Linked DNA regions of Homo sapiens: region 1 is linked to region 2. Evidence: chromatin loops called from intact Hi-C (ENCODE). Cell type or tissue: endothelial cell of umbilical vein. All regions are shown on one strand. Each heading gives the region's core, and the rest is flanking DNA. Links, peaks and the distances in the headings are about the cores only. Region 1 overlaps KLF9-DT (KLF9 divergent transcript). Region 2 overlaps TRPM3 (transient receptor potential cation channel subfamily M member 3).

What was found. Peaks named below come from ENCODE experiments on the same cell type or tissue, not always from the same donor. Only the 100,000 strongest peaks of a DNase experiment are listed, where the experiment ranks them.
Region 1: it touches region 2 in a loop (8-fold over the local background); 2 of 110 quality-filtered maps call a loop at or near these places.

What each region holds. Positions count from the first base shown.
Region 1 is chr9:70,432,622-70,444,724 of GRCh38, forward strand. The region is part of intron 1 of KLF9-DT (KLF9 divergent transcript); the gene reads left to right. Among named protein-coding and RNA genes, the nearest start is that of KLF9, 24 kb to the left of the region's middle. RefSeq lists an enhancer at 5,952-6,246. In endothelial cell of umbilical vein, for the core only: no CTCF peak of the experiment used is centred there; a DNase peak (open chromatin) is centred at 6,110; H3K27ac peaks cover 3,098 bases.
Region 2 is chr9:70,525,643-70,536,896 of GRCh38, forward strand. TRPM3 (transient receptor potential cation channel subfamily M member 3) reads right to left here. Exons shown (of 26, transcript NM_001366145.2): 26 at 3,418-11,254. The coding sequence ends at 10,311. All of the region lies in intron 3 of KLF9-DT (KLF9 divergent transcript), which reads left to right. Among named protein-coding and RNA genes, the nearest start is that of KLF9, 120 kb to the left of the region's middle. In endothelial cell of umbilical vein, for the core only: no CTCF peak of the experiment used is centred there; DNase peaks (open chromatin) are centred at 7,329 and 8,629; H3K27ac peaks cover 2,405 bases.

The DNA.
Region 1 (12,103 bases), core at 3,542-8,541, 96 kb before region 2:
AAATCAAAACCACTATGAGATATCATCTCACACCAGTTAGAATGGCAATCATTAAAAAGTCAGGAAACAACAGGTGCTGGAGAGGATGTGGAGAAATAGGAACACTTTTACACTGTTGGTGGGACTGTAAACTAGTTCAACCATTGTGGAAGTCAGTGTGGCGATTCCTCAGGGATCTAGAACTAGAAATACCATTTGACCCAGCCATCCCATTACTGGGTATATACCCAAAGGACTATAAATCATGCTGCTATAAAGACACATGCACACGTATGTTTATTGCGGCACTATTCACGATAGCAAAGACTTGGAACCAACCCAAATGTCCAACAATGATAGACTGGATTAAGAAAATGTGGCACATATACACCATGGAATACTATGCAGCCATAAAAAATGATGAGTTCATGTCCTTTGTAGGGACATGGATGAAATTGGAAACCATCATTCTCAGTAAACTATCGCAAGAACAAAAAACCAAACACCGCATATTCTCACTCATAGGTGGGAATTGAACAATGAGATCACATGGACACAGGAAGGGGAATATCACACTCTGGGGACTGTGGTGGGGTGGGGGGAGGGGGGAGGGATAGCATTGGGAGATATACCTAATGCTAGATGACACATTAGTGGGTGCAGCGCACCAGCATGGCACATGTATACATATGTAACTAACTTGCACAATGTGCACATGTACCCTAAAACTTAGAGTATAATAAAAAAAAAAAATTAGATGAATTTTTTTTTTTTTTTTTTTTGCTATGGAGTTCTTTGAATTTCTTACATAGTCTGCTTATTAATCCCTTGTCAGATGCATGGTTTGCAAATATTTTCTCCTATTCCGAAGGTTGTCTCTTCACTCTGCTGATTGTTTCCTTTGCTGTGCAGAAGCATTTTTAGCTTGATGCAATCCTATTTATCTATTTTTGCTTTTCTTGCCTTTGTCCTTGACGTCCTACCCAAAAAATCTTTGCCCAGACCAGTATCCTGAAGTGTTTTCCCACTGTTTTTCTCTAATAGTTTCATAGTTTCAGGTCTTACATTTAAGCCTTTAATCCATTTTGATTTGATTTTTGTATATGGTGAGAGATGGGGGGTTTAGTTTCATTTTTCTGCCTATGGTTATCCAGTTTTCCCAGTGTAGATCTTCCTATCAGTATGGAGAAAACAGTATGGAGGTACCTCAGAAAATTAGTGATAGATCTACCATGTGATCCAGCAATCTCATTGCTGGGTATATACCTAAAAGAAAGGAACTCAGCATTATCAAAGAGAGATCCATGTGCCCATGTTTATTGCAGCACTGTTCACAATAGCCAAGATATGGAATCAACCTAAGTGTCCATCACCATTAATTGAAGATATTGTCCTTTCCCAACTGAATGTTCTCAATTGAAAATCAATTGGCTGTAAATATGTGGATTTATCTCTGGGTTCTCTTTTTTTTTTTTTTTTTTTTTTTTTTTGAGACAGAGGTGTGAGCCACTGTGCCCGGCCTGGGTTCTCTATTCTGTTCCTTGGTCTTTGAGCCTGTTTTTATGTTAGTATCATGTGTGTTTTTTTTGTTGTGTTTTGTTTTGTTTTTTTTTGAGGCAGAGTCTCACTCTTTCACCCAGGCTGGAGTGCAGTGGTACAATCTTGGCTTACTGCAAACTCCGCCTCCCGGGTTCAAGCAATTCTCTTGCCTCAGCCTATTGAGTAGCTGGGATTACAGGAATCTGCCACCATGTCCACCTAATTTTTGTATTTTTAGTAGATATGGGGTTTCGTCATGTTGCCTAGGCTGGTATCGAACTCCTGACCTCAAGTGATCCACCTCGGCCTCCCAAAGTGCTGGGATTACAGGCATAAGCCACCATGCCTGGTCTATGCTGTTTTGACTACTATAGCCTTGCAGTATGTTTTGAAGTCAGGTAGTGTGATGCCTCCAGCTTTGTTCTTTTTGCTCAGGACTGGTTTGGCTATGTGGGGCCTTCTGCAGTTCCATATGAATTTCAGAATTTTTTTCTCTGTTTCTGTGAAGAATTTCACTGGTATTTTGATAGCACATATTTTAAAAACACACGCTTGTTTTTTTTAAAATCTATTTTTTAGCTAAGAAGTTTCTATGAATGTTTTCTACATTATTTTATATTCTCCTACCCTATTTAAAAAATATCTTTAGCCAGGCACAGTGGTGTATGCCTATAGGGCCAGCTACTTGGGAGGCTGAGGCAGGAGGATTGCATGAGGCCAGGAGTTTGAGGCTGCAGTATGCAATAATCACACCTGTTAATAGCCATTGCTCTCTAGCGTGGGCAACATAGTTAGATCTCCTGTCATCTCTCAAAAATAAAAATAAAATAATTATCTTTTGTATAAGTAAACACTCATGTGGGTCAAAATTCAAAAAGTATAAAAGGATATGTAATGGAAAATTTTCTTCCCAACCTTCTCCGTCAGCTATCTAGATGCCTTTTCCAGAAGCAATCAAATATTACTATTTTTTCTAAATCCTTCCCAAGATATTTTATGTGTATCCAAGCAAATACATATATTTTCCACATTTATACACAAATGGTTACTAAAAACCATTCTGCACCTTATTTACTAACATATCTTTTTTTTTTTTTTAAAAAAAATGGAGACGGGGTCTCCTGGTCTCACTGTGTTGCCCAGGTTGGTCTTGAGCTCCTGGACCCAAGCGATCCTTCAGCCTCGACCTCCTAAAGTGTTGGGATTACAGGCATGAGCACCCAGCTTATTAACATAATAATATATCTTCAGGGTAACTACATGAAGGTCCTCTATATATTGACCTTTGATATATTGTTTTCTCATGTTTAATGCTGCCATAGAACTCTGATGTAAATATACCTTAATTTATGTAACAAATTTATTAACAAACTGCCCAACATTTAGGTTACTTTGTGTCTTTTGGAATTTCAAAAATACTTCAGCAAATAACCTTCTTTCACATTGGGGCAGCACACCTGTATGATAAGTTCTTGAAGTCTGATTGCTGAGTTAAAAGGTCCATGTGTTTGTAATTTTGATAGATGTTGTCAGATTGTCTTCCTTAGAGTTTGCACAAGTTTATAGTCCTACTAGCAATGTATAAAAGTGCCTGTTTCTCCATATCCTCATCAATGAGTATGTTAAAAATGTGTTTGAAGCCAGGCACAGTGGTGTGCACCTGTAGTTCCAGCTACTGGGGAGGCTGAGGCAGGAGGATCACTTGAGCCCAGGAATTCAAGGCACTAGGATTGCACCTGGGAAAAACAGCCACTGCACTCTAGCCTGGGCACATAGCAAGACCCTGTTCCCAAAGAAAAAGCTTGAGCTTTGCCAATCTTATTGATAAAAATGGCATTTCAGGGTGCTTTTAATTTTCATTCTTTCATTATGGGTGAGATTGAGAATCTTCTCATATTCATATGCTTGAGAGCTTTTGGTATTTCCTTTTTCATCTATTTCCTTTGCCTGTTTTCTTTTGGATTGTAGGCTTTTCCCCTGTAGATTCTCTCTATATTAGGATCTTGGCGCTTTGCCTGTGGTATGAGTCACAAATATTTTTCTCAATTTCTGCCATTTAACTTTACTTACTGTATTTTAGCCATGCAGTTATTTCCCCCTTCTACAATAAGATATGCAGAAGGTTTTTTTTGTTATTGTTGTATTTATTAATTTTTTATTCTTCTGGATATTATTTTATAATTGGAAAGGCCTTCCACATACAAATAATAATTGTCCCATGATTTCCTCTAGTGCCTTTGATTTCATTATCTATTAAAAAGTGTTTTTTCTATGCCGGGTGCTGTGGCTCATGCCTGTAATCCCAACTGTTTGGGAGGCTGAGGCAGGTGCATCACCTGAGGTCAGGAGTTCGAGACCAGCCTGGCCAACATGGCGAAAACCCGTCTCTACAAAAATTAAAAAAATTAGCCAGGCATGGTGGTACACATCTGTAGTCCCAGCTACTTGGGATACTGAGGCGGGAGAATCGCATGAACCCAGGAGGCAGAGGTTGCAATGAGCACAGATCATGCCACTGCACTCTAGCCTGGGTGACAGAGCCAGACTCCATTTAAAAAAAAAAAAAAAAAGTTTTTCTAGTATAATTAGTCAGGATGTACCCAACTTAATTTTCTCCAAATGACACCCAGTTGTCCCAATCCCATGTGTTTATTTATTTATTTTTTGCATTTTTCGCAGAGACAGTGTCTTGAACCCCTGGCCTCAAGTGATCCTCCTGCCTCAGCCTCCCAAAGTGCTGGGATTACAGGTGTGAGGCACCGTCCCTGGCCCATACGTTGATTTTATTTTTCACATGTACTATCATGCCATGTCTGAATAAAGACACTTTTTCTTCTAAGCTTTATGTCTTTCTTTTTCTTAGCTTGTATTTGCTAAGACCGCTAGTAAAATGTTGACTAGCGTGGAGGTAGGGAGCATTTTTACCTTGTTTTTGATCTTACCTGAGAGCAAACAGCAAATGACTGATTGGGTATATCTTATCAGATTGCTCTCCACAAAGTTTATGCCAGTTTGAACTCCTCTGCAGTGTATGGAGTTGCCTAAGAAACCATAACCATTAAGTATGATGTTGGCTGTAGGTTTTTGTAGATATCCTTTATCAGATTGAGAAAGTACCCTTCTATTTCTAATTTGTTGAGAGTTTTTACTAAGAATTTTTGACAAGTGCTTTTTCCATGGAGATAATCATACTTTTTGGGGGGCTTTTATTCTGTTAATGTAGTGAATTATATTAATGATTTATTATTTTCTTTTCTTTATATTTTAGAGACAGGGTCTCGCTCTGTTACCCAGGCTAGAGTACAGTGACATGGTCATAGCTCGCTGTAACCTCAAACTCCTGGGCTCAAATGATCCTCCTACTTCAGCCTCTCAAAGTTCTGGGATTACAGGCATAAGCCACTATACCCAGCCTTAATTTATTTTTGGAGTTGTTTTTTTTTGTTTTTTGTTTTTTTTTTTTGTGAGTCAGGGTCTCACTCTGCTACACAGGCTGGAGTGCAGTAGTGCACTCCGGCTCACTGCAGGCTTGACCTCCTGGGGCTCAAGCCGTCCTCCCACCTCAGCCTCCGTAGTAGCTGGGACTACAGGTGTGTGCCACCACATCTGGCTAATTTTTGTATTTTTAGTAGAGATGAGGTTTCAGTATGTTGGTCAGGCTGGTCTTGAACCCCTGACCTCAGGTGATCTGCCTGCCTCGGCCTCCCAAAGTACTGGGATTACAAGGATGAGCCACCGTGCCTGGTCCTAGCCACTTATTTTTGAATTTTTGAAAATTAATAATTAATTGTATTTATTTATTTTTGTTTTTATTTTTGAGATGGAGTCTTGCTCTGTTGCCCACGCTGGAGTGCAGTGGCATGATCTCAGCTTACTGCAACCTCTGCCTCCTGGGTTCAAGCTATTCTCCTGCCTCAGCCTCCTGAGTAACTGGGATTACAGGTACCTGCCACCATGCCCGGCTAATTTTTGTAGTTTTAGTAGAGACAGGGTTTCGCCATGCTGACCAGGCTGGTCTCGAATTCCTGACCTCAGGTGATCTGCCCACCTTGGCCTCCCAAAGTGCTGGGATTACAGGTAGGAGCCACCGTGCCCTGCCTAGAATGCACTTCTTGACAATCCATTTCTTTGGATTAAAGCATAGAGCCTGGGCTGGGTGGCGGAGGTTGGAGTGAGACAAGATTGTGCCATTGCACTCCAGCCTGGGCAACAAGTGTGAAACTGTCTCAAAAAAAAAAAAAAAAAAAAAAAGCATACAGCCTGTAGGTGATTTTCTATAATTACATGTAAAGGAAGCAATTCATTCATTCATTCATTCTTCAACAGATTGGGTCTCCCCGCTGTGTCAGCATTGGGCTTGGCACTGTGGATATAATGGTGAACAGAGCACACATAAGCCCTGCCTTCCCAGATCCCATAGTCTACAAGGAGAGGAAAATAACCAATTGCAGTAATTGTGATTAGGGCTGTGACAGGAGAATGCAAGGGTGCTGGGAGGAAAACATAACATCTTGTCAGAGGATCAGGGAGAACTTGAGAGCTAAGCTGAGGAGGAGTTAGCTAAGCAAGCAGGGGAAATGGGCGGGGGATGGATGTTCCAGGAAGAGGGAACAGCAAGTACAAAGTTCCTGAGGTGAGAGATTATGCTGCATGTAAGGAACTGAAGGAAGTGACTCACAGGAAGGCAGCCGTAGAGAGAGGGGAGGCTGGGAAGGAAGGTTCTGGGTAGAACTTATGGGGCTTTGAATACCCATATTTGTGACTTTTATCCAAGGGCAACAGCAAGCCATGTGGGTCTTTAGTCAGGAAAAAGATGTAAGATTAATATCTTACTTATTTTTAGACAGAGTCTTGCTCTGTCACCCAGGCTGGAGTATAGTGGCACAATTTTAGCTCACTGCAGCCTCCAACTCCTGGGCTCAAGCGATCCTTTTGCCTCAGCCTCCCTAGTAGCTGGGACTATAGGCAAGCACCACCACACCTGGCTAATTTTTTTTGTAGAGACGAGATCTCACTATGTTGCCCAGGCTGATCTTGAACTCCTGATCTCAAGAGATCTTCCCACCCCAGCCTCCCAAAGTGCTGGAATTACAGGCTTGAGCCACTGTACCCAGCCAAAATCTGTGTTTAGAAATACCTCTCTGTCTGTAAGCTGAATTGAAGGGCACCAAGGAGCAGAGATAAGAGTCCAAAACAGAGATGGAAGTAGCTCGGAATAGGAGAATGGCAAAAAGATGGACGAAGCATGGGAATCCGATTTGGTGGATAAGGGCAAGGGAAGGGATGAGGATGACTCCTGGGTTTCTGGCTTGGACAATGGTGGAAATCACAAATCTATAGGTGAGGAGGAAGAATTGGGTTTGGAGGAGTTGAGTTTGAGATCTCTGTGGGACCATCACGTAGAGTTGCCTAGTAGAGAGTTGGATAATTATTAGCCACTAACTGTTCACCTAAAGTTACTTTATTGCAGGTTAGCAGCCTAGCTAACTTACAGAGTCCTAAAGGAATAAGATATAAGTATTTTTACTGAAAGAGAGGGGACTAAGCAAAAGCCTTGAACCATCTCCCGCTACCCCGAATTCATATGCCCACTTGAAGTCCATCCTCCTGGTTGCAGGAGATGTTTCTCCCTGTTTTGTTAGTATAGCATTTGTGTCATTGCTTCTTAAGTTTCCTTTTTCCTATCATTTTCTCCTATTAGATTTTGCGTTCCAGGTAGGATATGTGTTCAATTCATCTTTGCATTTCCAGAGCCTCATAGGCTGCCCTGAACATAGTGTATTCATCTCCCACCAAATGACTTTAATTTGTGCATTATAATTCTGCTACCAAGTCAAAAGCTGTTACATAAAAATAAAAACAGCTCTATTCATTTTAATGGGAAAAACTGTGCTCTATCCCACTCCAAGATACCAGTTTTCACAGACAGAAAAATAAATCAATAGAAGAATGAAAAAATTTAATAAACAACAGTTGGAAAGTTAAATATAGGCTGGTTGCAGTGGCGTGTGCCTGTATTCTCAGCTGCCTGGGAGACTGAGGTGGGAGGATCCCTTAAGCCGAGGGTTTGCTCAAGACCATCCTGGGCAGCATAGTGAGACTCTGTCTCAAAAAAGAAAGTTAAATATAGTTTATACATAAAAGGTAACATATTAAACGTTTATTGTACTTACTCTTTTTTTCTTCTTTTTCAATTTCTCAACCTTTGGGTTACTTTTGCACCATACTGAACTAAAAATAAAATTATAGCACAGAAAAATATCTCTAGGGCAACATAAAGCTAGAGGTGTGAGTGCTTTGAAATATATGGAAACAATGCCTGTTCCCAGCAGATCAAAGAGCCATAGATGACGCTGCCTCGCAGTCCTTTCATTGGGCATATGTACACACAAGAAGACATCTTGAGTTTAACATCTTGAGTTTAACCTAACATGACTCACAACTTAAATTTATTCCAAATAGTATTTTCTAAAATAAACAATTGTGTCAAAGAAAAAAAAAAGGTGAGTGGGTTTTTGCTTGAAATCCCAATGAAGAAATATTACTTCTGTTCATTGTTTATATAATGAGTTTTTGAGTAAAAAGACTGTTAACTAAAATAAAAAAGGGAAGGGAAGGAAGGAAAGGGAAGGGGAGGAAGGAAAGGGAAGGGGAAGAAGGAAGAAAAGGAAAGAAAATCACAAAATGGCATATCTTTTGGAGAGCTTTTATGGTGAAAAATTGCTAACATGTAAGAGAAAATATAAAGATGAGTAAATCCATGAAACAGTAACAGGCTAGGAATAACAAAACAAAAAAAGATGAGTGAATGATTTGGTAAATGAATGAATGCTCAGTAGGGCTCCCTGTCAATAGGAAATTTTGTTCTGTTAGAGAAGGCTTAGAGCTCTGGGAAGCATGTAATGTTGGCGATGATGAATACCAAAAGGAGGCCGAGGCAGGTGGATCACCTGAGTTCAGGGAGGCTGAGGCAGGAGAATCCCTTGAACCTGGGAGGCGGAGGTTGCAAGTGAGCCGAGGTTGTGCCACTGTACTCCAGCCTGGGCAACGGAGCACAGCTCCATGTCAAAACAAAACAAAACAAAGAAACAGGGTCTCACTATGTTACCCAGGCTGGTCTGGAACTCCTGGGCTCAAGTGACCTGCCCACCTTGGCCTCCCAAAGTGTTGGGATTACAGGCGTGAGCCATGGTGCCTGGTCCAAAATGGACATTCTCATTCCACCTTTTAGTCTTGTATTTTAACTCATTCATTTATGATGATTCCTCTCTAACTTTTGCACCAAAATATCCCAACAGTCCAGAGGAGTGAACTTGTGAGATTCTAAGGGCTGAACTCAAAGGAAAACAGCAATTTTTTTTCTCATTTCTTTGAAGAGTGGTGCTTTATTATAAAAATTCATATGGCTTTAGTATTCTATCTGCATTTGTTTTAATATAAAAATAATTTTCTTCTTATCAAAATTTAATTGTAAAATTGTCACCCCAGGAAGACTTGGTGGATAGTATTTATCTGGTAGCTTTTCATGTAGCTCCCACCCCATTGCTGCTACATTACCACATATTCCTAATTTGGGATGCATATCCTTGTGAGTTGAAAGGTAAATCAATATTTGAATGTTTTTTTAACATTTTAAACATGTATTTACTTACCAGTAGTTCTGTTCCTCTTTCTTTGACTGGAAACCTCAGGGAAGGGTGATTCTACCAGACAAAGGGATCATTAAGCAGTGGGTCACTGAGGTCAACCCTGTGATGGTAACTGGCCACCACCACTTCAATGGTCAGGCACATAATTAGTGGCAAAGCTGAACAAATGTCCCCCACTTAAGGAGGACATGTGGGCCAACAATGAATGTTTGCAGCCCTACAAAATAGAGGTTTTGAGTCAACTTCTGGCATATCTCTGCCGCATCTTTGAATATTAAAATTTTCCATGTAGACAAAGACTTCTGCATCTTGAGGCCTGGTACAAGAATTAGCAGGAGACTTCTGTCAAGACTGTATTATAAATTTATGCTCCAATCACTATCTTTGCTTCAATGATTCCAATAATAGACAAACTATAAAATGAGAAAACATAACAGACACAGCCATGCTAAAAAATAAGATAAGGCTGGGAGCAGTGGCTCATGCCTGTAGTCCCAGCACTTTGGGAGGCTAAGGCGGGAGGACTGCTTGAGCCTAGGAGTCTGAGACCAGCTGAGCAATATAGAAAGACCCTGTTTTTATTTAAAAAAAAAAAAAAAGATAAAAATTTGTCAATCAGAAATGCAGCAGAAAAATAGTAAGAAGCAATAGCTCAGCTTGGCCTTGGGCACAAAATCAAGCAGAAGCAGTTAATAAATCAACTCTTCCTTGAAATGTGGCCCTGAGTGTCCTGCCAGGCAGGTGATCAAAACCAGGTTCAAACCAGGCATGGTGGTACATGCCTGTAGTCCCGGCTGCTTGGCAGACTGAGGTAGGAGGATTGCTTCAGGCCAGGAATTTGAGCCTGCAGTGGGCTATGATTATGCTAGTGAATAGTCACTGCACTCTAGCCTGGGCAACATAGCAAGACCCTGTCTCTAAAAACAAACTAAAACAAAACCAAAAATATGTTCACTGCTTAAAACCAGGGCCTGGAGAGAGGCACTCTCTATCCCTCCACCTCTTTGAAAGGAGGGTCTAAAAGAAATGAAACTGACCACTCCCTAGGTTATATAAGGCAGAGTAGTGCTGTAGGGGGAAGCAGAAAGACCCTTTTGGCCAGGACCTAAACCAAGCCCCTTACAGCAGCATCACCAATATTATCCTAGGACATCTTTCCTGAGCTGTCAATTATAAAACCCAATTGTAGTTTGGGGATCCTGTGGGTCTGGGTTGAGGTAATTGCAAGACTGTTAGACCAGGAATGGTGAGGAGAGAGAACAGCAAAAACCTTCCATACAAAATAAACTTGCAAACCAAAAACTTCAGCACAAGAAGCAAACAAAAACTAAAGAAAGAAGAAACACAGTCAATAGTGGAGAAATTAATTCATTGCAAGTGACATAAAAATAGTAAAGCAATCTAAAAATGATCTTAGGCTGGGTGTGGTGGCTCACACCTGTAATCCCAGCACTTCGGGAGGCCAAGGTGGGTGGATCACTTGAGGTCAGGAGTCAAGACCAGCCTGGCCAATATGGTGAAACCCCATCTCTATTAATAATACAAAAAAATTAGCTGGGTGAGGTAGCACATGCCTGTAATCTCAGCTACTCAGGAGGCTGAGGCAGGAGAATCACTTGAACCTGGGAGGCATAGGTTGCAGTGAGCTGAGATCTTGCCATTGCACTCCAGCCTGGGCAACATGAGTGAAACTCCATCTCAAAAAAAAAAAAAAAAAAAAACTGTTGGGGGGCTGGGTGCAGTGACTCACGCCTGTAATCCCAACTCTTTGGGAGGCCGAGGCAGGTGGATCACTTGAGGTCAGGAGTTCGAGATCAGCCTGGCCAACATGGTGAAACCCTGTCTCTACTAAAAAAAAAATGCAAAAATTAGCCAAGCATCATGGGGGCATGCCTGTAATCCCCGTTACTTGGGAGGCTGAGGCAGGAGAATTGCTTGATCCCAGAAGGCGGAGGTTGCAGTGAGCTGAGATTGCACTACTGCACTCCAGCCTGGGCGACAGACTCCATCTCAAAAAAAAAAAAAAAAAAAAAAACACTTAAGATAAAATTTATAGCATTTGACACATTCAAGAAAAATTGAAAATAAATTATTGTACTTGAGAAGGTAAAGAGGGAATAATAGGGTAAATCTAAAGAAAGTGAAATGAAGAAAATAGTAATGATAAAGCTAAAATTAAATAAAATAGAAAATTAAGGAACCATAGAGGATCTCAGGAAGGCAAAAGCTGACTTTTTGAAAAGTTTAATAAAACTATCAAATTTCTGGCAAGATTAATCAAGGGATCAAAGAGAAAAGCATAAATAATAGTGAAATTATACCACAGATAGAGATTTTTAAAATTCACAAGTGATGAATATGAACTAGTTTATGATGTTAAATTTAAAAACTCACAGGCTGGGCGGGATGGCTCACACCTGCAATCTCAGCACTTTGGGAGGCTGAGGCTGGTGGATCACTTGAGATTGGAAGTTCGAGACCAGCCTGGCCAACATGGTAAAACCCCATCTTTACAAAAAATACAAAAATTAGCCAGGCATGATGGTGGGCACCTGTAATCCCAGCTACTTGGGAGGCTGAGGCAGGAGAATCGCTTGAACCCAGGAGGCAGAGGTTGCAGTGAGCTGAGATTGTGCCACTGCACTCCAGCCTGGGTGACAGACTGAGACCCTGTCTCCAAAAATAAATAAAATAGAAACTCTGACAGAATGGATAATTTTCTAGAAAAATATAACACATTAAAAGTGAATTGACAATAATTATCAGTAACTATTCAAGATAGTGGCTTGATAATTTAAAAAAATCATCACTTTAATGACACTAGACTCAGATAATTTTACAGGCAAGTTTGACTAAATCTTAAGAAACAATTTCTATTGTAAAACTATTTATAGAACAGCAAAATATAGAAAACTAATTTGCTGTATAAACCAAGA
Region 2 (11,254 bases), core at 6,191-11,190:
TCTCTAAGGGTGTAGCCAAAGGTATAGAGCTCTTCCATATTGCACAAAATGACTGCCAGCAAGGAGGCATTTCAAGTCATGCTCATACACTGAAAAATAGTCCTCTATGAAATATGACTAATTGTTCACCAGGAAATTGAGTAAGAGGCTGACATTTCACACAGAAGGTACTAGCACTTAGTCAAGTGTTTTTCAAATTGTGGATATCCAAGAAATATTTCCTGAATTGAGTTGTGAAATTTCTCCAAAGTGTCTTTTAATCTATAAGGTTTTATCACCTGGAGCCTGGAATCCTGCAATTAGTCTCACTGTACCTACCCTCTCCCTTGCCATGCCATAATGTTACAGCCCACATTTTGGACCAGAATTTTTCAGTCGCTTTCTTTTCATCACAGAATAACGTTCAAACCATTGATGTATAAAATGATGGGGCTGGGTGCGGTGGCTCAGGTCTGTAATCCAGCACTTTGGGAGGCCGAGGCGGGCAGATCACTTGAGGTCAGGAGTTCAAGACTAGCCTGGCCAACATGGTGAAATCTCAACTCTACTAAAAATACAAAAATTAGCCAGGCCTTGTGGTGTGTGCCTGTAGTCTCAGCTACTAGGGAGGCTGAGGCAGGAGAATTGCTTGAACCTGGGAGGCAGAGGTTGCAGTGAGCCGAGATTATGCCACTGCACTCCAGCCTGGGCAAAAAAGTGAGACCCTGTCTCAAAATAATAAAATAAAACAAAATAAAATAATGAACCCCATTTTTTCCCATCTGGGACATGGGAATATTAATGGCAATCTCATAAATGTGTTGAGATTAAATGAATATAAGGGATTGCCATACTTTCCGGCAAATCTCCAATGTGAATCCTCCGCTCTGGTTAGGTTGGTTTCCAACTGGAGCCCAGGCATTTGTCTCAATTATTCTTTCTTTTCTTTTTTTTTTTGACGTGGAGTTTTGCTCTTGTTGCCCAGGCAGGAGTGTGATGGTGCGATCTTGGCTCACCGTAACCTCCACCTCCTGGGTTCAAGCAATTCTCCTGCATCAGCCTCCCGAGTAGCTGGGATTATAGGCATGCACCACCATGCCTGGCTAATTTTGTACTTTTAGTAGAGACTAAAATACTCTCTACTGGTCAGGCTGGTCTCGAACTCCCGACCTCAGGTGATCCACCTGCCTTGGCCTTCCAAAGTGCTGGGATTACAGGTGTGAGCCACCGCGCCTGGCCTGCCTCAATTATTCTTGCGGCTACACCTTTGTTTTTGCCTGGGACTCCAGGCTTGGAAATGCCAGACTCTACCTCCTGGCTTCTTTAGTCTTGCCCGATTCCTTCAGGTCCTTCTAGGCTACAAATGTTCATTCTTTCCTTTTATTCTAAGAAGATTTTGAGTCTGTTCTACACAGAGTCTCAGAGCAGATTTTTTAGTCCAATTTCCAACCCAAATGTGGGAAACCATCCATACGCTGCCTTTCTGGTGGCTATTTTGCTTCTACTTGAATAGTTTTAGTGTTGATGAGCTAAACTTAGGCTGCTTGTCCCCATTTTTTCAACAGCTCTAATTAAATAACTAAAACATGTAATTATCTTTTTAGTCATGACTGTCTTGCTTTTTTAATAAAATTTTCAGTTCTTCTAGAGGAACAAAGTAGCTGCTCAAAAGGCATTGATTATATTTATGCCTAAAATTATAATTTCCCAACATTAATAGTTAAACCATTGCTACCATTTTTATTTTCTTTTATTCCAGCTTTACCATACCTTGGAGAAGATGACCTGCCATTATAAGGCTTATGATTATTGTCACAATACCTACAACAGGTTTCTGAGGAGAAAGAAAGCAAAGAAAATCCTCCTGGTTCATGTCTAGTGATACTTGCATTAATTTTACTTAGGTCACTTTAGGTTGCCCTTACACAGCATTTGAATTTTTGTGAAAAAAAAGTTCTGTTGCAAAAATTTTATTCTCTTCTGTGATATTCTTTTGGACTTTTACTATTCATATGCAAATACATCCATAATCTATATGCCTGGTTTAATTTTTACAAAAATTGATATTAGAACATGCTATGGTCTGAATGTTGGTGTCACCTTAAAATTCACGTTCGAAACTAATAGTGTGATAGTATTAGGGATCTTTGGGAAGTGATTAAGTTATGAAGGCTTCACCATCACGACTGGGATTAGTGTCCTTTTAAAAGAGGCTCAAGGAAGCTCCCTTGCACCTTCCCCCATGTGAGGCTGCAGGAAGGTGCCATCTGTGAAGCAGAGAGCAAGCCCTTACCAGACACCGAGTCTGCTGGTGCCTTGATCTTGGCCTTCCCAGCCTCCAGAACTGTAAGCAATAAGTTTCTCTTTTTATAAATTAATCACCCAGCCTAAGGTATTTTGTTATAGCAGCCCAAATGGACTGAGACAGACCATATATGCTTCTCTGTACTTCTTTTTAAATAGACTTAAGAATATAGCAATGACATCTATGTCAATACACAAAATTTAATTATTTTTAATCATGTATCATAATCAGTTATTTTCTCCTGTTGACCAACACATATGTTGTTTCCAGTTGATTCTTGTATTCTGATTCCTTTACCTTAAAAGAAATTAAAATTGTAAAAGACCACTACATTTCCACTCACAAATTCACCCACTGTTATGGGCTGAATTTCATCCTCCCAGTACATGTAGGGGCCATCCAGGTAATGCTCTGAGTAAAGGGAACTTGAGAATGGTGGGGACTGTGGTATATTAGAGAGTACAGGCTCCTTCTAAAAGAGCACCCAAGATGCCATGATTCAGCTGATTATTGTCATATGAAAACATGGGTCTTATATTACCAGATCTTCAGGTTTTTTAAAAGAAGCTAGAAATCTGGAATTAGATGTGAAATCTGTCAATTATTTATTTATTTATTTATTTACTTTTGAGTCAGAGTCTCGACCTGTTGCCTAGGCAGGCTGGAGTGCAGTGGTGCCATCTTGGCTCATTGCAGCCTCGACCTCCTGGGTCCAAGCAATCCTCCCATCTCAGCCTCCAGAGTAGCTGGGACTACAGGCATGTGCCACCATACCCGGCTAATTTTTGTATTTTTAATAGAGATGGGGTTTCACCGTGTTGGCCAGGCTGGTCTCGAACTCCTTATCTCAAGGGATTTTCCCACCCTGGACTCCCAAAGTGCAGGGATTACAGGAGTAAGCCACTGTGCCCAGGCTCAATTTTTAAATGTTCCAAATTAAAAAAAAAAATTGCTGGCCAATAATACCCTTTTCCTACTGGTTAGATATGACCCACAGGCTACCAGTTTGCAACTTCTGCTCACCGGAACAAGTAATTTGTGGAGCCCTAGGCAATTATCTCTACTCCAAAAGTTCTTAGGATGAGGATGGTGAAGATTAGATGGCAGCAAATAAGTGCACAAAGAAGTCCAAGTCATGTTTTAAACTACTGAGTTTTTTTTTTTATTGCAAAACATTTGTTACAGAAATTTCAGAAAGTTTTTCCCGTGGTATCTGCCAACTTCTGCTCTGAATTGTATATCTAAACAATCAAACTCAAAGTGCATTGTGAATCCAATAATAGACCTTTAAAAAAGAACAATTCTTCTAAGGATTTATATATATTTATAGTGTCGATAGATATGCATACCGTGGTCCATCCATACACAAAGAAGGAAAAGATGTATATATATTCAGCAAACCCAATTTTAAAACCATTGTATTTGTAGGAATTCATTTAAAAATGATATCTGAATAATTTCCCCCATTATAAACTAGGGTTAGAACGTTTACAAATGAGAGTCTAGGTCCTATATTATGAAATGGCTATGAGTACAGTATACTGCACGTACTGTTTTTACACAGCGGTAGCAGCAATATAAACTCAGGTCAGACGCAGTAGTGACAGGAAGCAGGTAAGTCTTCATACCATGCTATGGTACTCTTCTTCTGAATCTCTCTCACAAAGACTCTGTGTTCAAGTTTAGAATTATGTGGCTAACAAATATACATGCATATATCATTCAGAACAAGAGTAACTCTGAATAAGGCGAGTTTCTTTTCCCCCCTCTCGGTTCTCAGTGTATTTTGTGTGTACACTCACCAAGTCACTATCAAGAATCTGATCCTGTTGGCTCTAAATCAGAGGTCCCAAACTATTGCCTTTGGGACTGAATGCTGCTGGCAGACATGTTTGTTTGGCTAGGACAGTGTTTGGAAAGCTGAATTTGAAGGTGTTTGTGGTGGGATGTGTATTCTGTCATGCCTTACTTACAAACCCTACTTCTGTTGACTTTCACCAGTCCAGTTCACACATTTGTGTTTTCTGGATCCGGCCCCTCCATGTGTTTGAATTTGCAGCCTCTCAGTCTATGTGCAGATGGCTGGTTTTAATGATGTGTGGGAAGCTGCGGTGAAGATGTGTAGGACTCTTGAGATTTAGAGAGGCAAAAATTGGACGAGGTCAATGTGAACACCAGCCGGGGTAGAGGCAGGAGGAGGCTAAGTTGGTGGGAAGATCAGGCCTGGGACAAAGTCTAAATGTTTGCCTTTTTCCAAGCGGCCGCTGTTTCAGCTTACTGTGCGAGGGTCAACAAGGTATAAAGGTAATGTGGGCAAGGGTCTGTTGGTCTGGTGAAAAAGCAGCTAGTCTTAGACTAAGAGAAGAGAAGCAAGAAGAGGGGAGAAAGAAAGCCGCACATCCAGGCACAAGGCTGAATTTCCCCCTTTGCCCCATAGGCCTCAGCCACCTGTCTCCTCCAGAGGAAGGCATGGGTCCTGATTGGCACTGACACTCTTTACAAAGCCTATGGACTTCTAGCCATACACATGTCTTTTCAGTTTCCAGCACACAAACATTGTGCAAACGCACAAGGGCCTGCAGGTTTAAGGAGGCTGGTAGACTAGGTAAGGTAAGGAAGGGAAAATTCACCTCATTCTTATTGCCATCTGGATTACCTGGTCACCAAAATCCTCTCTTAGATGACCTGTAGAAACAGTCACGTTGCTTTCATTAGCAGTGATGAGTGCAAGGAAATCATCAGAGAAAAGGTAACACAACTACCTTCTGAGAGGAATTAAAAGAAAAAAATTGCTTTTCCTTAATTGGAACCAGCCTTTCTTTTGGTTGACTCCAATCTGAGAGACAGAATATCCAACTTGTAAAAAGAAGAGAAAGCTTAGGTCAATGCAGGCTGAGAGGAAAGTTTTGTCTACTCATTTTAGGAGCAGTCATTTTCAAAACTGTGCAAATTGGCTCCTCTCTTTAACAGATGTTGAATGGCTTCTAGTAATGATGATTTTCTAAAAGAGTAAACTCTTTAGAACCACCCAGTGCTTCATCAGACACCCAAACACACGCCTCCCACCCCCAAGGTGAAGAAGCCACAAGACAAGGAGGGAGGTCTCTTGTCATATCATTGGATCACACATTCACAGCGATCTGCGCACTTCTGCACTATCACAAATGGACTTTTCGCTCTCATCTCCGGCTTAGCAATTTGCACCCAGTAGCTCTGAAGAATCAGAAATGTGTCTTGCATATATCACAGATGCACAACACCTAGACCTTGGCAGACCCAAGAGGTGTTGGCTTGCCACCTCTGGGTCCCATGGCTATACAACCTGCAGTTAATACTTTATTTCATATTATTTGTTCAGTGCTTAAAAAAAAGATTTAAAAATCCCTTGGTTACTTTTTTTTTGTTTTTAATTTTTCAAAACTGAACATAATCCCCATAGTAAGAAGCCCAACTGTTTGAGTGAATTCTTAACTGGCTTAAGCGTCACAGCAGGCAATAGTAAAATGTTAAGTGCCTTAGAAAAGTCAAAAGAAATGCATAAAGCAGTGCATGCATTTTGTTGACACAAAATTAAGACCAGGTTTGGAGAGAGATTACTTCATTTCAGTCACATTGTTATTGTTCAAGGATAGTGAGTTATAATGCAATATCTAGGCCAAATATATAACCACCTACACACTAGTATCACTTTATCTAGAAACAACATAGTGTTACTAAATGAACATATTTATAAAATACTGTACACTGCTTCTGCATGGGGTTGGCAGATGTAAACAGCTAATTCAACTGGAGTTTAAAATATCATTTTAAGTTCATTTGTCATATAGTCTTTTGCATAACATGCCAGTTCATCTTTCACAAAATCACAACTTGCCTACCACAGCTCGCAGGACTCATTAGAGGATATACATCAGCTTACACACATATTTTACAGTGGTCCAAAGGAACATGAAAAGCATCAAGCAGATCAGGAACAAAAATGCCCGGTTCACAAAGATGCTAAATAACATGGAATTGGGAACATAATTAATCATTGCAACATGTGTTTCTTTATTGAATGTTACAGATTTATAAATGATTATAAAGCTCTCCTGTAACGTTCATTAATACAACCACATGCTACAACTACGCTGGGTTAAACATGGGTTACATACATGTTTACATGTGTTTTATAATACAGCATTGCCCAACATATGAATGGTATAGCCTATAGATAGAGCATGATGGATGACCGGGTAATATTTATCATCTTTAAAGAAATTAAACAGCCCAAACATTCAGGAAGATTAGACTGTACAGACTCAGAAAGTAAAAAAGTACTATCCAGTTATCTACCATAATATTATCTATAGAAACCATATTTTAGAATACATTTGAAACATTCAGAAGAAACACATTTTGTGTTTTTATGAGTACATTTTTCTCGTTTGATTATTCTTATATATATATTTTAAAAGGGGAACTTTCAAAGTGCTAAATAATATCCTAGACCTGGAAACTTATACATTTAAAAAATCCAGTTCTGTAAAGTGCTGTATTCTGACTGCTAATACACCTTTTGGCTTGCAGAGATAATACAAACTAGTCATGAAAATTGTACCCAAGCTTTCCAGCTCCTCATTCAAATCTATCAAGGAGGGGCCCTCTAACTATAAATATAAAGTATATTGGTTAAGCAGGAGACCTCCATGGTCATTTTCATAAAACATCCTTAAATTTTTTTCAAAAGGAACAAGCAATTTAGAACAAATCATTACATATAGTAGTATGTAAAAATTGGCACCTTTGAAGCAGATGATTAAACCGAAGCTATTACTTCCTTGAGCTCTCTATGACTTTATTTACGGTCCTCAGTAACTTGCTGCTCATAAACTGCTTAATTCACAAAGACAGGTAATTAACGTCCCCTCGATCAGGGATGTGGTGGAATCAATGGGCTGAGCATAAGCTGACTGCACAAGGCCACAGAATCAATGCCACATTGCTGCACAGAGAACCCAGAAATGGAAGGAAATGGACTGAAAAATAACACACATACATGTGCACAGGAAGGAAATGGCTCATGGAAGTTACACAGTTTGTGTCTACAGTCATTTAAGTTTGGCTTATATATTTCACACGTTTCACAGACGTTAGAACTTAATTTTCATGCACAACAAAAGAATCAGGTAATTGCAAGATCAGGACTGTTGAGTATTTCGTTTCCCAGTTCCTATCCTTTTCTCTCTGAAATCACGATGAATGGAAACACTTGAGCTGAAAATTTCTTTCCCTCACTTCCAATCTGGCCCAGAATGAGGCCTTGGAGGTGTTTGATGTCAATGAATAATGTTTTCACCTCCTTCTTGGATTCCTCTATAGACCCTTCAGGGAGACTTCAGCATTGTGATTGTGCTTGATACTTAAAATCATCAACATGTTAGGATGTAAGTGCATTAAATTGGCAACATCTAATTTAAAGAACAAAAATAACAAAATCTTTGTTCAAACTCTGGTGCTGAGATTTGGCCTTCCTGAGAATCACAGAGAGATGGTCTCAAATGTAAAGTGCCTATTACAACTGCATTAACTACGAGCAAACATGGTTCCTTTCCCTCATAATCAATATAGAACCAGGGGCTCATGAACCCTTTCAAGTTATATTGCAACTTTGCATTATGTACATTTTTTTTTTCTTTCTGGAGAGAGAGCCTAGAGTTATCGTAGAGCCTCGTAGGGATTCATGACTCAAGGAAGTTTAAGAACGACTGATTTATTCTCAGACCCAGTGCATGTTTGCTGAGAGGGAAATAGCCAGCGTGGGGCCCAATAAAATGTTAAGTGTTTCTAGAACAGCTGTAAATAAGGGAGTCTGGGTGTTTGTTAGCAATTCACCTAAATGCCAAGGAGTGAAAAAGGAATTGTTTAATTCTTTACATATGTGACCTCATCACAATTTTTATACCTGAAATGCTTATTCAGAAGAGTTTTTATTTTGTTTTTTATCTTATATTTAAAGGCCATGTATTTACTTGATTTCACAAAATAAAGTAAAACTTGGTGTTTTCAATTATAATTAAACAAAAGAACCAGGTAGTATCTCAGGCCAGGAACAATAGATTGTTTTCCTTAAAGGCTTTATTCTTTTTTAAACGTTAATGAGCCAAATAGGAATCCAAAGATTTGGGGTCAAGATTTCTTTATCCCACTTCCAATCCAGATTCTGATCTAGAAGATTATGCCTCTACTTTAGAGTCTGTAACACTAGCTGGTTTAAAGTTGCGTGTCTATTCAGATTGTACGTGGTGTAAAAACTTTGTTTAGGAAAAGCGAGACTAAATGAGATGTCCTGATAGTGAGTGATTTCAGACAAAAAAGGGCAGAAGGCGAGCAGTGAGTCATTTTGACAACTCTAGTTTGATATGAGGAAAAGTCATAGGAATTTAAAAAATTCATAATTTCAACATTTGGTCTAATAGTATAATGAACTCTTTCAATGGAACTTCTTGTATATTAAAAAAAATCTTGATTATACTTCAAGGTGATAGAAAAGTCCAAGCCTCTTAAGAAAGCTCTTTATGTCCATTTATTTTATATATAAATATGTGTCTCTGCATAAATGCATATACATGTGTATAAGTGGCATATACTATAGAACTCTTTATATGGTTTATTTGCTTTCTATTTTGGTCTACTGTATCTTTTTTTATAGCTCTGTCTATAAGAAAAATATTCATGGTATGCTTGCAACTGATGGCTTTGGGTTGATACCAAACTCCCAGTCAAATCTAAGGTTATTTATAGTTTTGAAACTTCCTTAAAAAGTACTTTGGAACATTTCCATAGAAAAGATACCAGCCCTTGAAAAACTCCAATTAAATTTATGCTGAGCTCAGATTAGATGGCAAAACTCTAGGTATGAAAATATCCACATATAACCATATATTCATATACAAAATGGTCATGTGATGAGTGGTGTGAAAAATTGGCAGTTACGTCTTGGAGGTGTTCAGGAGGACGTGGTGGAGCCATGCAAATGATGACGGTCACACAGCAGCACAACACACGACATGAACGGTGAGAACAGAACATCCCACATGGCAATTTCAGGCTAGTTCTGTCCACTGTTTTTTTTTTTTTTTTTTTAAGTTCAATATTACATATTCAGTGAATGAATTCATCCATGACAGGTGAGATACAAAATAAATTAAAAAATATAAAATTATTTAATTACATTCTCCTGAGCTTGCTCGACTAGACTTGAACGCCCACTGTATATAATAAATCACTTGACTTTTGTTTTTTTAACATCAACTCTTCTTTCATTTCGATTGCAATACAAAAAGGCATTTCTGTTCCCTTATTTTCTTCAAAAAAGGATAAACAGTTGTGGCACCAGAAGTGAATAGATAAGAGACAGGTGAACTATGACTGTTACCTTGTTTTTTCTTTATAATGATCAATTACAGAAGTGTTGGCATGAGAAGGATGTGGGACGTTAGGTAGAACTGCTTGCTGCCGGCTTATACTGAATAAAGAGGATGCTCTTCATCAGTCACCAGTGATGGAGCCAATGTGAAAAGAAAACAGAATGGAAGTTTAGAATATCTCATTGTGTACGCTGGCTATTTTATTTTATTTTGCAATTTAGCCCTGCATCCTACAACTCTTGATAATGGTCAGAAATCAACAGATGCCTCCTGGCATGGAGCGTGCTCGAAGCCCCTTGTTTCCCCTGCTCTCATGGCTTTCTGCTGTGACTGCGGATACACATTCATCTCTAACCCTTCCTTCTCCCTCTCTTCCCCCTCCCTGCCCAGCAAGTGTGAACATGCCTTAAATCCCCTGTGTCTGGCACTGGGTCAGATCAAATGCTTTCTTGATCTGTGGCCCAGAAGTCACCTTTGAGTTAACACCTCCCAAAGCATTGCTTGTTTTGCTCAGCTAAGAATAAAGCAGGTATGATTCAAGGAAAGGGGAAAAACTGGAGTTGGAGAGAATTTTAGGGCTGGATTCTTGAGCCTTCTGTGGCGGATATTAAGAAGGTTTAGTTGTGCTTGCTTTCAAAGCTTTGGAAAGCCGATGTTCTGGACAGTCTCCTCATGGACAGGCTGTCCCCTCGGCCCTCCGGCTTGGAGGACTTGCTTCTCTGGAAGGGATTTCGCAGGCTTGCTGTGTTCCGCTGCCTGTCGAGTTTGTCACTGATGGAGAAGCTCTTCCTGGTGTGTGCATATGGCGCACTTGGCTCCTCTGCCGAGTAGCTGTTGGCGCGCTCTATCTTGGGAACAGTGATGTTGTTGGACAGGGTTCTCTCTGAGTTATCACCCTCCTGGGAGGATATTGCAATGGTGGCTCTGCGGCCTTTGGCCTCATTCTCCTCACTGTCAGAGCTGGGGTGACTCAGTTCTGCTTCTCGCTCTGGATGGCAGCAAGTTAAGTCCTCCACTTTGTCTCCAAGACCTCCAGGGAAGGCAGCTCTGTCCGCAATTGCTTGAGGGGCATTGACACACCTTGTGTCAATACAGTCTGTAATACTTGTGTATTCTGCTGTTTTTACAGGCACCCCAAAGTTGGCATAATAGCTCCTTGAGGGGGAAAACATAAAGCTATGAGATTTCACAATGGGAGCCTCTTCTAGAAGAAAGGGTGTGGTGGCTAGGTAGCGGCTACTTTTGGAACGCTCAATGGTGTGGTACATCGGAGGCTCTGAGTCCCAGGGGTTTTGGCATTCTGGGAGGTGGGTGTAGTCTGAAGAAAAAGATCTAGTGTCCATGGAGGTGATGTCCTCAAAATCAATGCTCCGGCTTGGAGGTCTGTCTGTGGGTGCAAGTGTTGCATAGGCACTACTTGAAGGGGCTGTGGAAGGTACTGGAGTTGAAAAGCTTGGCTCGCCCAGCCCAAGGATGTTCACGGAATTGTCCAGAGGGTCTATATCACAGTGGAGCTCATCCATAGCAGAGACATAGATGTCTATACACGATGATGGTCTTC